2 separate regions of the Homo sapiens genome follow, and region 2 is linked to region 1. A link is a contact called in ENCODE Hi-C or POLR2A ChIA-PET data. All regions are on one chromosome and are shown on one strand. Each heading gives the region's core, a stretch centred on a gene start or an enhancer-like site at or near the end of the contact. The rest is flanking DNA. Distances are from core to core; before and after follow the strand shown. Region 1 overlaps CDYL (chromodomain Y like). Region 2 overlaps CDYL (chromodomain Y like).

Region 1 (5,894 bases), core at 2,191-4,690:
CAAAAGCACCATCTAGTCTGTTTTCTGGGTTTTTGTTTTTTGGGGTTTTTTTGGTCTGATTTAGAAATCTGATTCAAACTAGCTAACACCGTTAACCATGCAGCTACTATGAACAATTTCTCCCTCTTTCTTCTCTTATTTAAAACAAGTGTAACCTGGAACACTCAGATAAAAGTATAGAAATGGGACAGATGCATGCGCTACATGGGCCAAGAGTTCTGTGACATTTTCCACGTTTGTGTTTTAAGTGATGGACTAAAAAAGCCTTCCAGTTATTAAGTCTAATTACTCTTCTTGAATGTTAATTTGCCATTAAAAGACATTTTTTCAAACAACCTAAAATTTCCACCACTGGTCATGAGTAGGAGAATGGACCCAGACGGACGTGCAGACAGTTCCTTTTAGCAGCGGTCTCTATGACAGTCAAGTTTGAAAAACAGTGCCAGGGTCTAGAAACCGCAGAGCGAGGGCCATTCTGTTATTTACAGCAGTGGGGCGAGAGTGATGAGCAAAATAAGCCTCCAAGGCCATCGTTTCCTACTGATGGGGAGGAAGAGCAGGGCCCTGGGCATCAGAGAACAAGCTCTCTCTGGCTCCCAGGCCACTGGCCTGGAGATGCGGTCGTAAGACAAAGGTCTTTATTTTGAGATCTGAACTGTACTTCTATTTCAACACTTAACCAAAGACTCATTCTCTTCAGCTCTAAAAGTGGTGACTAATGCCTGCCCTGCAGTGATGTGGGGAGCCTAGGAGCTAGGTTCTTAGGCAGCGCCCCGCACTTCAACATGACTGAATAATGGCCTTCTCTTGGTCTCAGGCCCACCATTCTCGTGGGTGAAACTGGAGGTTGGCTGACTGGGCGAGGCCACTGCTTAGGACCTTCCTCCTGTAAAACAGGGGGAGTGGCCTCAGCTCTCCCAGACCTCATAACACAAGTGTTACACTTTTCCTCTTACTTCTGTCCACACTGGTTAGTCTGTAAATAACTGACAGCCCAAGTTTCATAAAATTATGGACCTTGACTGGTTTCCTAAAGAGAGCAAACTCTTAAAACATGCACGGCAAACAAAGTATTTTAAAAATCAAAAAGACTTAGGAGAGCAAAAAAAAAAAAAAGCACGCTACGCCATGAGACACATAAGCTATTTTTAAAAAGAAAAGTTTTAAAAAATATAATTTACACCACCAATATAAGGACAAAGGTACCCCCAAAATTCCTCCTAGTACAAAAAACACACATACACACATAGAGTTGGATAAAATATCTTTTAACTACTTTTAAAAATACATCATTTACAAGCTAGAATGAAGAGAAGTCATCAGGAAAATAAAGATGAAAACTAAAAAAAAAAAAAAAAAAAATCAGGAAAGTGAGCCAAGTCTGAAGCCAGGAGATATCCCGAGGCCACGTGCTGATGCTGGACAGGGACACAGAGCCACAGTGACGGGGCTGTAAGGTCAGATTAGAGCCCACGCAGACAGGCAAGGTCAGGGGCTACACTCTCAAGTGAAAGGGCAACCAGGGAACAGAGCCCACACCTGTCTATCGTCTGTCAATCCTGTTACTGGAGAAAGTTGGTGAGAGAATCCTGAAAGAATTCTCATCCATGCCCCAGGCTTCAGAGCAGGATAAAATCTGCTTCACTTCAAGGCAGATGGAGGAGAATGGGGACAGCAGAGGAGGTGCAAAAATTGCCCAATCCCTCAAATCTTGAGATAATAGCCAAGAGAAAACTAAGTGACTGGAAAGGGATGATAAATGGGCAAAAGCTGCAGGACCAGGTGGATGAGGATCTGTGCAGAGGAAGCAGAGGATAGCAACAGGGTGTCTGATGGATGGGAGCAGAAGAACCCTGACACTGTCAACAGGCACCTCACAGGAAAACTCAGGGAGCCAGCTGAGAATAGCAGCCAAAACTAGAAGGGTCTTTGCACACTTCCATCTATAGGTGGATGCAAGTGATCACAGCCAGGTCCGAAGGGACTGCAGCAGTCTAAGGCTGAAGGGCTCTTGAAACTAGCCAGCCAAAGCCTCCTTCTACTAAGAAAAACTGCTGGGAACAGAACAGCAATGGAGCAGGAAAGGGATAGTGTGGGGTGGGGGACGCAATGGAAAGAGAAGGTCTAGCCCAGATGGATGGGGAAGGAGAGGAATGGGAGGACAGCCCTTGAGCTCAAAAGGTACCAGGCCACACTGTCAAGTACTTAGTGAGATGCCGGAAAAGAGAATCCTGTGGCCTCTGAAAACCTCTCCCGCCCACCCTCCCTGCACAAGTGCACACAACCTAATTTCAAATAAAAAGAAGAACAGAAAAAGGATGGTGGCTGACTCTCATACAAACTTATCTCAAGGGAAAAAAAAAGAACAAAATAAACTGAATAATGACCCTAAAAGCAATGAAAGCACAACAGAAAGACACGCTCATGAAACAGACAAGCTATACTCACCCTAGTATTTCAAAACTAAAAATATCAACTTTCTGTAATGGCAGGAAGGGTGAAGAGGTCACACAAACACTCACAGATAACATTTATAATAACTGTTTTTTGTTTTTTTGAGGTAGGGTCTCACTCTGTCACCCAGGCTGGAATACAGTGGTGCAATCATAGCTCATTGCAGCCTCAACCTCCTGGGATCAGGTGATCCTTCCACCTCAACCTCCCAAGTAGCTGGGACTACACACACTGCCATCACACTCAGCTAAGTTTTTTTTATTTTTAGTAAAGACGGGGTCTCACTATGTTGCCCAGGCTTGTCTCAAACTCCTGGCCTCAGGTGAGACTCATGCCTCATCCTCTCAAAGTGCTGGAATTACAGGTGTGTACCACCATGCCAAGCTAATTAGTGATTTTTTTTTCAATGATCTAAAGGTAGTATTTGCAAAAGCCAGGAAGAGAGTTAAATCTCAAAAACTGTAACTAGAAGGGTTAAGAATTGTGAGTTTGTGGCATCTTGGCTCAAGGCACTGCTCAACTCCCACAGCTATTGCTGCAAAACATGGGGGCAAACAAAAGCCAGTTCCTCACCAACTAAAGGTGCCAGATATCAAAATCTGGAATTGGGGAAGCAGCTAGAAATTTAAAGCACTCTGACAGCACTAGAATATAGAGGTGACACTCAAATTCAGAGCATAAGATGCTGAAATCCCTAGCTGACAGCTGAACTACATACTACATATGTGCTGAGGAAACCACAAGCAGCACGGTGAAAAAGCAGTCAGAAACCAGAAAGCAATATTTTTAAAAAAGAGTAACATGGAGCCAAATCTGTGAATATGATGCTCTTTCCCAACTATGCTCAAGCTAGGGCGGCATAAAGCTTGAAATGTCAGAGTACAGAGCTCAAAGCTGGTGGAGTGCTAGAAACTAGGGGAATCCCCAGAATAAAGACAACCACAGAGAAAAGTCCATCTCTACTCAGATCCTTAGCCAACTTTCAAATTTTGCAGACACAGGGGAGACTCACAGGGTGCCACACTAAAACCACCACCAGTGCAAAGACCTAAGAGCAGAGGAGAGCTACAAGCGGCTGCATATCACAGGAAAAACAAAGTGTGTAGTTTGACCAAGCAGTTTATTAACAGTCTGCTACAATAAAAACACAATAATCCTCAGAAGAACACAAGAGTTCAGACTCACTACAGCATATGTCCAACTTTCCACTAGACAAGAAAAAAATAGGAAATCTTGACCCTCTGCAGGTAAAATGATAGTCAACAGAAACTGATTCCAAGTGAGCCGAAATGTTGGATTTAACAGACTTCAAACATTTATCATAAATATTTCAAAAACGTCTGAAAAACATGCCCAAAGAATTGAAGGAAAATATGGTATCAATAAGTGAACAGATATGGCAATCTCAAGGGAGAAAAATGAAACCAGAAAAACTAAAAGCCTAGATCTGAACAAAACATTTACTAAAATAAATGCATTAGACTGGCTAAGCAACGGATTGATGCTTGGTTCTGCCATCTGCAATGAACCTGAATACAGAATAATCTGAAGAACATAAAGAGAAAGAGATGAATGAAAAATAAGTAGAATTCCCAAAAATGTGACAACAGGAAGCAGTACCTTAATTGGACTCTAGAGAGAGGAAAGGAGGAAAAGACATCTGAAGACACAACAACTGAAATATCTCCCAAAAGCTCAATAAACCTCAAACAGAATAACACAAACAAAACTTCTTCTAGACACACCTTAGTCAAATGGTAGAAAGCCAAGGATAAACAAAATCTTGAAAGCAGCCAGAGAAAATGACGTCATAAACAGGAAAACAACGGCAACAATAACGATAAGAACAAAGACTTCTCCTTAGAAACTTTTAAGTCTGAAGACACTGGGACCACATATTCAAATTACTGAAGAAGGAAAAGGAAGAAAACCAGTCAACCAAGAATTCTAGTATTCAGAAGAAGTTTCCTTTAAAAATGAAGGTAAAATAAGGGCATTTTCAAATAAACTATTTGTCATTGGTAGATCTATAACAAGAAATGCTAAAGAAAGATCTCTAGTCCAAATGGAAACTACACTAGATGGCAACTTAGAGCTACAGGAAGAAATGAAGACAGCCAGAAATGGTAATTATGTGGATATATGTAATATCTTAGTTTTCTATAAAAGATGACAGCATAAAGCAAAAAATACAACACTACTGATGGGTTTACAAAGTATATAAATGCAACAACTGTGACAATAATACTAAGGATAAGTAGTGGAACTGGAAACACATCATTGAAAAAATTATATGTCTTATCCAAAGTGATTCAATATTAAAGAAAAAGCTAAGATGCATATAGCTAGAAAACCAACAGAAGAATTAAAATTAATAAGAAATTTTGGTTAACACAAAATCAGCAAAAGAGGAGGAACAAAAGCAAATAAAATCCCTTCCCTAAGAAAAGCAAAAAATGATAGACCTAATATAACCATATTAATAATTACTTTAAATGTAAATGGATTAATTTCAATTAAAAAGCATGGACTATCCGATTATTTTAAAAAGGCAAGAACTGACTATATTCTGGTTTCTAAAGAACAATTTTAAATATAAAGACAGAAACAAACTAAAAGTAACAGACTGGAAAAAGATATACCAAAGCTAGAATGGATACATTAATGTAAAACAAAGTAGACTTCGAAAAGTATTACTAGAAACAAAAAAGACGTTTCATAGTGATTTTAAAAGGAAAATATAACAATATTATAAATATACATCCATCTAATGACAGCTTCAAAATACGTGAAACAGAAACAGAAACAACCAATGCACAATCGTATTTGGAAATTCTAACATATTTCTCAGTAATTGATAAAATTGGACCAAAAAACAATAAAACAAAGAGATGAGAGATCTTGGCTGGGCGCAATGGCTCATGCTCTGTAATCTCAGCACTTTGGGAGCCGAGCAAGGCAGGCAGATCGCCTAGCTCAGGAGTTCAAGATCAGCCTGGGCATATCATGAAACCCCATCTCTACAAAAACTAGCTGGGTGTGGTGGCACACACCTATAGTCCCAGCTACTTGGGAGGCTGAGGTGAGAGGATCATCTGAGCCTGAGAAGTGGAAGCTATGCTGAGCCATGATCACGCCACTGCACTCCAACCTGGGTGAGTGAGACCTTGCCTAAAAAATAAAAAAATAAAAAAAAAATGGGAGACCTATGTGACCATACCAACTGTAGTTTAGCTGGTATTTATGAAAAGCTCCATCAACAACCAGAGAATTATATAATCTTTTCAAATACACACAGAACATTCACCAAGACAGACCATATACTGGGCCATAAAACAATTCTGAATAGATTCCAAAAAACTGAAATCTTATAGGAAATGTGCTTTGACTACAATGGAATTCAAAATCAACAATAAAACATTTAGAAAAACCTCAAATAT
Region 2 (5,894 bases), core at 1,093-3,592, 140 kb before region 1:
AAGAAAGCCCCTTGGAACCTGAAGGAGCTGGCCCCCAAAAGGTGCATCAATGATCTGAATGGCCCTGGGGTGAACTGTGGTGGACATGGAACTGTGCTGCCATGATCGCTCCTGGGGAGGCCTGGCTGCCTGGCTGCGGGTGCTGCTGTTAGCAGACGGCCACAGGGCGCCTTTAGGGATGCCCTCAGCTGTAGGGAGCCACCTCGTCCAGGGTGCAACGCTTCCCGCACATCCCACCCCTAAGGATGATGGGCATAGTATCACTTTGACCTCTTCCTCTGTGCGGTCCTGCTTCCTTCCCATCCCTTCCACAGGTACTGACTACCTGCTAATTCTCCACGTGCCAAACTCATCTCAGTGTCTGCTTCTGGAGAACCTGACCTGTGACACCACCTCCTGCCCTATTTCAAGGACTAGAGAATGAGATGTGAATAACTGCTTGATAAATCACAAGCTACAATACAAACACAAACTACTATAATGAACGGATTAAACAGTTAAAGAAATAAAAACACACAATTATATGGACGACAACCCTCTAATCCTATGTAACTTTGCTCCCTCTTAAAATTGCCTTCTCTTAAAAGTGCAGTTTTTAAGTTATTAGGTGAAGAACTTTTCAATTGCAAATTGTTGGTTGGGTTACTGATTGGGTATTTACTAACAGTAGATATCCATGTGAATTATGCAAAGTGGTAGGCTCCTCAGTGAATGAAGTCCTTCTCTAGGGAATGATGCAACAAAGGTCAACAACGTCTATGAACCCAAATCTGAATTACAAGATGGAAAGTCCCCACAGAATGACACACTGTACAGCTTTAGAAAAACAATAACCAAACTAGATTTCTTCAGGAAGCTTTCTAGAATGACTTTTTTTTTTTTTTTTTAAAAAGGTACTCACAGATGCTCCTCCCATTATCTTGGGAAACATAACGGTAGAACAGCCATCTGGACTCTGTCCGAAGGTGGTATAGGGTGTTTGAAACCAAGCCTTTTCATTAGCCCAAACCACATCGCAAAGAGGCAATATAGATGCTCCTAGACCAATGGCTGGGCCATTGACTGCTACAATAATGGGCTTCTTAAATTGAATGAAAGTATTCACGAAGTTTCTAAAATGAAAAATAAATGGGGAATTACTCAAAACATTGCATATTTGAGCAAAGGAAAAGTCTATTATGGAATTCAATTTACCAAGATGTAAATGCTACGGAAATCCTGAAGACTTGAGATTTGTTTAAGGCCTTCCCCAGCAGTTGTGGACCCTAGACTTATTTACTACGTGTTGTAAAGGTTTGGTGACAGCCTGGAGCCCACGCATGTAGTGGCTGTCACTACAGGCCCTACGTGAAGGCCACAGGGTAACATGCAGCCATGAGCTGCACTGGAATTTGCAGGTGGCTCTCGGGCTCTATAAACAACACATCTTGCTCCCCAACCTGTCTTCCCTCGAAGACACAGGAGCCCAGTACATATTCTGGGCTTCACAAGACAAATCAAGAAGCTGTCACAGAGGAAATCTGGCCCAGGGCATACTAAGACTGCCTGGTGTTAAGTGTACGGTGGTGGATTAGGGTTCACAAAAACCCTGGGATCTGGGTCTGGCCTTGGTTCATGATTTCAGACAGCTCACTGATTATCTGGCAATAATTGCTATTTCCTGAGTTTATGTGGAAGTGGACTGAACAGTCTGGGGGATACAGAGACAAGAGTGTCACAGGCTGGCTCAAGACATGCGACCTGCAAACAAGAAGAGCAAACAGCACAGGGCTCAGGCCTGTACCCACATCCTGCTCCACTGAGGGCTGGAGGGTACGGCTGCAGCAGGAGTTCGGAGGACAGTGGGGTCAGGCGTGGGGCAGCCTCTGCACAGGACAGAGGTTTAATAAATCAAGCCCATGCTATTTTGGGATTTGCTTTAGATCAGGCTGGAAAAGTAGGCTGCTTTTCAATGTAGGGTAGCTTGGTGTCATACCACTTTAGGAATGTGCATTTTCTTCCCCTAAATACTAGAAGCTGATCTTATGCTCAGAGGTTGTTTCTTGTTATGATTTCACACAGTGGAGAAAAGAAGAAACACAAGATAGTCCCTTCAGTGCAGGCTGAGTTCTAGATCAGAAGTGCAGAGTAAGGACAGCTTTTCACTTGCTGGATTCTAAACCTGACCCCCATCTTTAATACTGAAAATAACAATCTAGATGCTCTCTACAATTCAGCAATTTAAAACCACAGCAATCTGTTCAGATCTTCTCTGAAAATCATGACTCAGCATCTGAGATAGCTCCCCACTCAACTCCCCGAGACACTGACGGATGACTCATATTTTTTGGCAGGGGCAGGTCAGGGAGGTGAGGAGGGTTGTGTCTGTGTGTGTATGAACAGGAGAGTGAGGAATTGCAGAGTTTAGCGGCTGGACCTCAGCCTAGCCCCCAAGGTTTGTGGGATCTTTGCATTGAGCAAGAATTAACTCATTCAAATGAATGAGTTGCACTAAGTCTTTCTAAATGAGAGAGCCTGAGGCATTCTTAGAAAGATCACACTGGGGTTTAATGATCAGAGTGTCAGACAACCTTTTAAGCAGACTCTTGAAATAAGCCTAGAAGAACTACATGAAGCTATTTCAGTTGTGTCATCTTTTGAAGATATGGGGTCAATGACACAAGATGGAAATACATTTCCTAGGCCCAGTAACTGATGACTCATGAAAAGGTAAAACTGCTGAACTGTCTCTCAATGATAAGGAACAGCTGTTTCCAAAATCTGAGTAGCTCCAATTTCATCTGCCTTATGGAACAGAAGGCAAACTGTTATAGCCGTTGCCCAGGCTGACATCTGGAAACCACGGATGGGGCAATAAATTAACATAAAAGCGATGATCAAAGTCAAGGTAATAAGAAGGTAATTCTACAGAAAAACAGTAAAAGGAATTATTTCATATATCCTTGCCTCCATGCCCATATATTTGTATAAAAAAATCTGCTTCTAAAATATTAATAGATATTGGTAAGTCGAAACTTAGATTTTGATAGGCTGAAGGCATTTTTTGGAACTGAAATTTTATTTTTACTTTTGCCTGGAATGGTGACTTCACCTGAAGCTGGTGGCTCTTTCTGGACGGGGTATGAATGAACCAGCATGCTCTGGAGCAAAGAGCCCCTTCCCTTTTCAGGGAATGGGAACTGGCCATTCTGAATAGTGAGCCCTGAGATGCCAGAAATGGATGTGGTGCACACAGAGACTCGTTTTGTTTTAAAAAAGAAAACCTTTACAGAAATGCTTTCTCTGCCTAGTAGAAACTTCCCAGGACCATAAAGGCTTAACCAAGGGAGCTGCAAATCAAGGCACAAGGAACCAGAGGCGAGGCAGGGGCTGCCTTCAAGCCTGGGACGGTCCTCTCCCAAGTAGCCCCTGCTTCTGTGGGCTTCAGCCAAGTGTGTTTTAAACTTGAAATCAAAATGTATGAACACTCAAATGTTTGCCATGCAATGTACTGAAGTTAAATTTGTTTCTTTGGAATTGAATTCAAGGCTGTTGTTGGGTATGGCAGGGAAGGAGGCTGATATTTGCCACATAATTAGTCTAAAAAGACTTTATAATTAAACAAAACTCTTCCTTTAAAGGACATTTACTAATCTGGAAATATCAAACAGCTGGAAAATCACATAAGATGTAGGGACTGTCAAAGGAACGTTTGGGGAGAAGGAGGCAGCAGGGACCTGAAGTTGGGCAGCCAGTGTGCTGCTTTCCATGGCTGAGGTCTCTCTCATTTGAATGGCACCTTCGTTTGAAGGACTAATGGGGTACAGGTCAGGGTCATGGGGCATGTTTACTGGCTCACTTTGTTCTCTCCCAAATCCTCTTGCCCCTGGGGCACTGCTTGGGCAGGGCCCCCGGTCTCCCTCTGTGGGAGGAAGAAGAAACCTCACTTTTGGGGAGAGAAGTCTCCTGGTCCTTAAAACCCAGTGGCAGCTACTGGTTCTGGCAGACTTCAAAAGCCTAATGCTGTCCATGAACTTGAAAGAATTTTGTTCTAACCACAAAGGTGCAGAATATTTTTGTTGCAATTACCCTGCAAACTGCAAACCACGAATCCTCGTCACAAAGTCAGCTGCTCTAGATACCTGGTGACCTAATATGAAACCTCATCTTCCTGTTTGCTTCCCGCTTTTCCTTTGGAAACTTGCTACGATGAAGTCCTTTGCCTCCAAGTTTTAAGGAACATGAGACAAGACACCAGAGAAATGAAAAATATACACAGGAAGAGCTTTTATCCACATAAAAATTAATTTAAATGCAAATAAGAAAAGGAAAGGTTAAGTGACTCTGGTGTAACTAATTATTTTTCTGATCTTGCCAGACTACATTAAGGAAAATTCACATTGACAAAAATATAGTCACATAAAGAAGAAACAAGTTGGTTTTCCTAAAGCAGGACTTGGCTCTTCACAAGAATATCAATCCAGCTTTTTGTGTGGAGTAGGGAGAGTGGACGGAGCAGGGAGCTGATGAAAGTGAACTTTTAAAGTGACATCAAGTTCAACAAAGGAGATCTCCACTTAAACCTGGCTGGATCTAGCTTTCCTCTGCTTTTACTGATCCCAGCGCCACAAGCCCACAGCCTCTGTCCAAGGGAATTCAACGCTGGAGGGAGGAGTGAGCTGCACCCGGCGAGGCACCAGCGGGCTCACAAGTGGAGCCAGGGAAAAGCCTACACGGGAAAACGGAGCCAGGACCCAGAAGGCACTGGCTGACACATCCGATTTTCTTATGACCGCAGAGCTACCAAAAAGCACAATATTATGTGTACATTCAGCGTGATATTATGGAGAACATGCAAAGTGACCATAGGAGGCATGGTGGTTTGTATTTTAAAAATAAAAGTTAAGTTCATGGAATTCACCCTGAATGGATAATAATGAAGCTGTCTTAGAGGCGCTGAGAGTCAGCCAAGGATTTATGACACTGATCAAGCAGTTTAATCTTAAACTGAAGAACAAGATGGTCCCACCTAGTGTACCACAGGGATGAAATCCCCTAGGAGATTAGAAACAATACTTAATAAGATCAGACTATAAAATTTCAAACCACTTCTGAAAAAAACCACACATAATGTGATAGCCTGTAAAAGGTAACATTCAAAAGATTAAGGGATAACCTCCTAAATACATGTGTACATCATATGAGAAAATATAGTAATTCTGAAAATGATTAAATATGTCATGAGAGGCTAAGGCAATCCCCTTCAACCCAGAGGTGTGGGTTCCAGGACTCCTGTGATGGGCTGTTTGGTGCCCATCAGAGCCATCTTGGGTGTCAGTCAAAGAAAGACGTCCCTGCCTACCCCAGACTCAACAAAACAGAAAAAAGAGCCCCCCTACCCACCACACCAATCCTGCTGTGCAAGCTCTAGAAGGGTTTAGGTGCTAGAAAGCCCAGTGCACCAAGGGCAGTGCTCAGCTGGAGCCTAGTAACTATCAAAAGTAGTTCAACTTCAGCCCTCCAGAAATCTGGGATTTTGGAAAAGATCCAACTTACTTTACTGCCATTTTGCCAGTCTACGTTTTCTTTCATTTTTCATCCTCTGTAAGTTAAAAAGGCAAGCACAAAGGGTTTATGGGGGCCACCTGGGGATATGTCATTTTAGGGAGGTGAGTAGAGAAGCATAGCCAACTTTCATGTTGATGACTAGGTTTCATCCATTTTAAATAAAATTCATCTCCGAAAAATCAGACACTTCTAATTATACATGGAGTGATTAGCATGATAAATGAGGGGATATGATTTTAGACGAATTAAGTGGTTTTAGAGAAAGTTTTGCTGATATATGTTATCATATAGCAGAGGAAAATCCAACAACCAAGGAAATAGAAATATCTCAAAGTCATATTGTCACA

Evidence for each region. A loop is a pair of places that touch in the nucleus more often than their neighbours do. ChIA-PET counts read pairs that join two places held with the same protein, here RNA polymerase II (POLR2A). Pooled maps may share reads with other maps.
Region 2: a map of MCF 10A shows a loop between it and region 1 (3-fold over the local background). The contact joins two enhancer-like sites. A Hi-C loop is called at or near these places in 10 of 168 maps with a recorded cell type or tissue (GM11168, HCT116, MCF 10A and 7 more), 21 of 37 single-sample maps with no recorded cell type and 18 of 50 pooled maps. POLR2A ChIA-PET finds 5 or more read pairs at or near these places in 3 of 52 experiments (H1, WTC11 and activated CD4-positive, alpha-beta T cell).

The regions. Positions count from the first base shown.
Region 1 is chr6:4,799,202-4,805,095 of GRCh38, reverse strand. All of the region lies in intron 1 of CDYL (chromodomain Y like), which reads right to left. Among named protein-coding and RNA genes, the nearest start is that of CDYL, 26 kb to the right of the region's middle. RefSeq lists an enhancer at 2,686-2,735. Within about 2 kb of position 3,440, at least 4 of the 41 ENCODE cell types and tissues checked have a DNase peak (open chromatin) inside an H3K27ac peak, as active enhancers do.
Region 2 is chr6:4,938,764-4,944,657 of GRCh38, reverse strand. It overlaps CDYL (chromodomain Y like), which reads right to left. Exons shown (of 7, transcript NM_004824.4): 5 at 902-1,112. Among named protein-coding and RNA genes, the nearest start is that of LYRM4-AS1, 62 kb to the left of the region's middle. Within about 2 kb of position 2,342, at least 10 of the 41 ENCODE cell types and tissues checked have a DNase peak (open chromatin) inside an H3K27ac peak, as active enhancers do.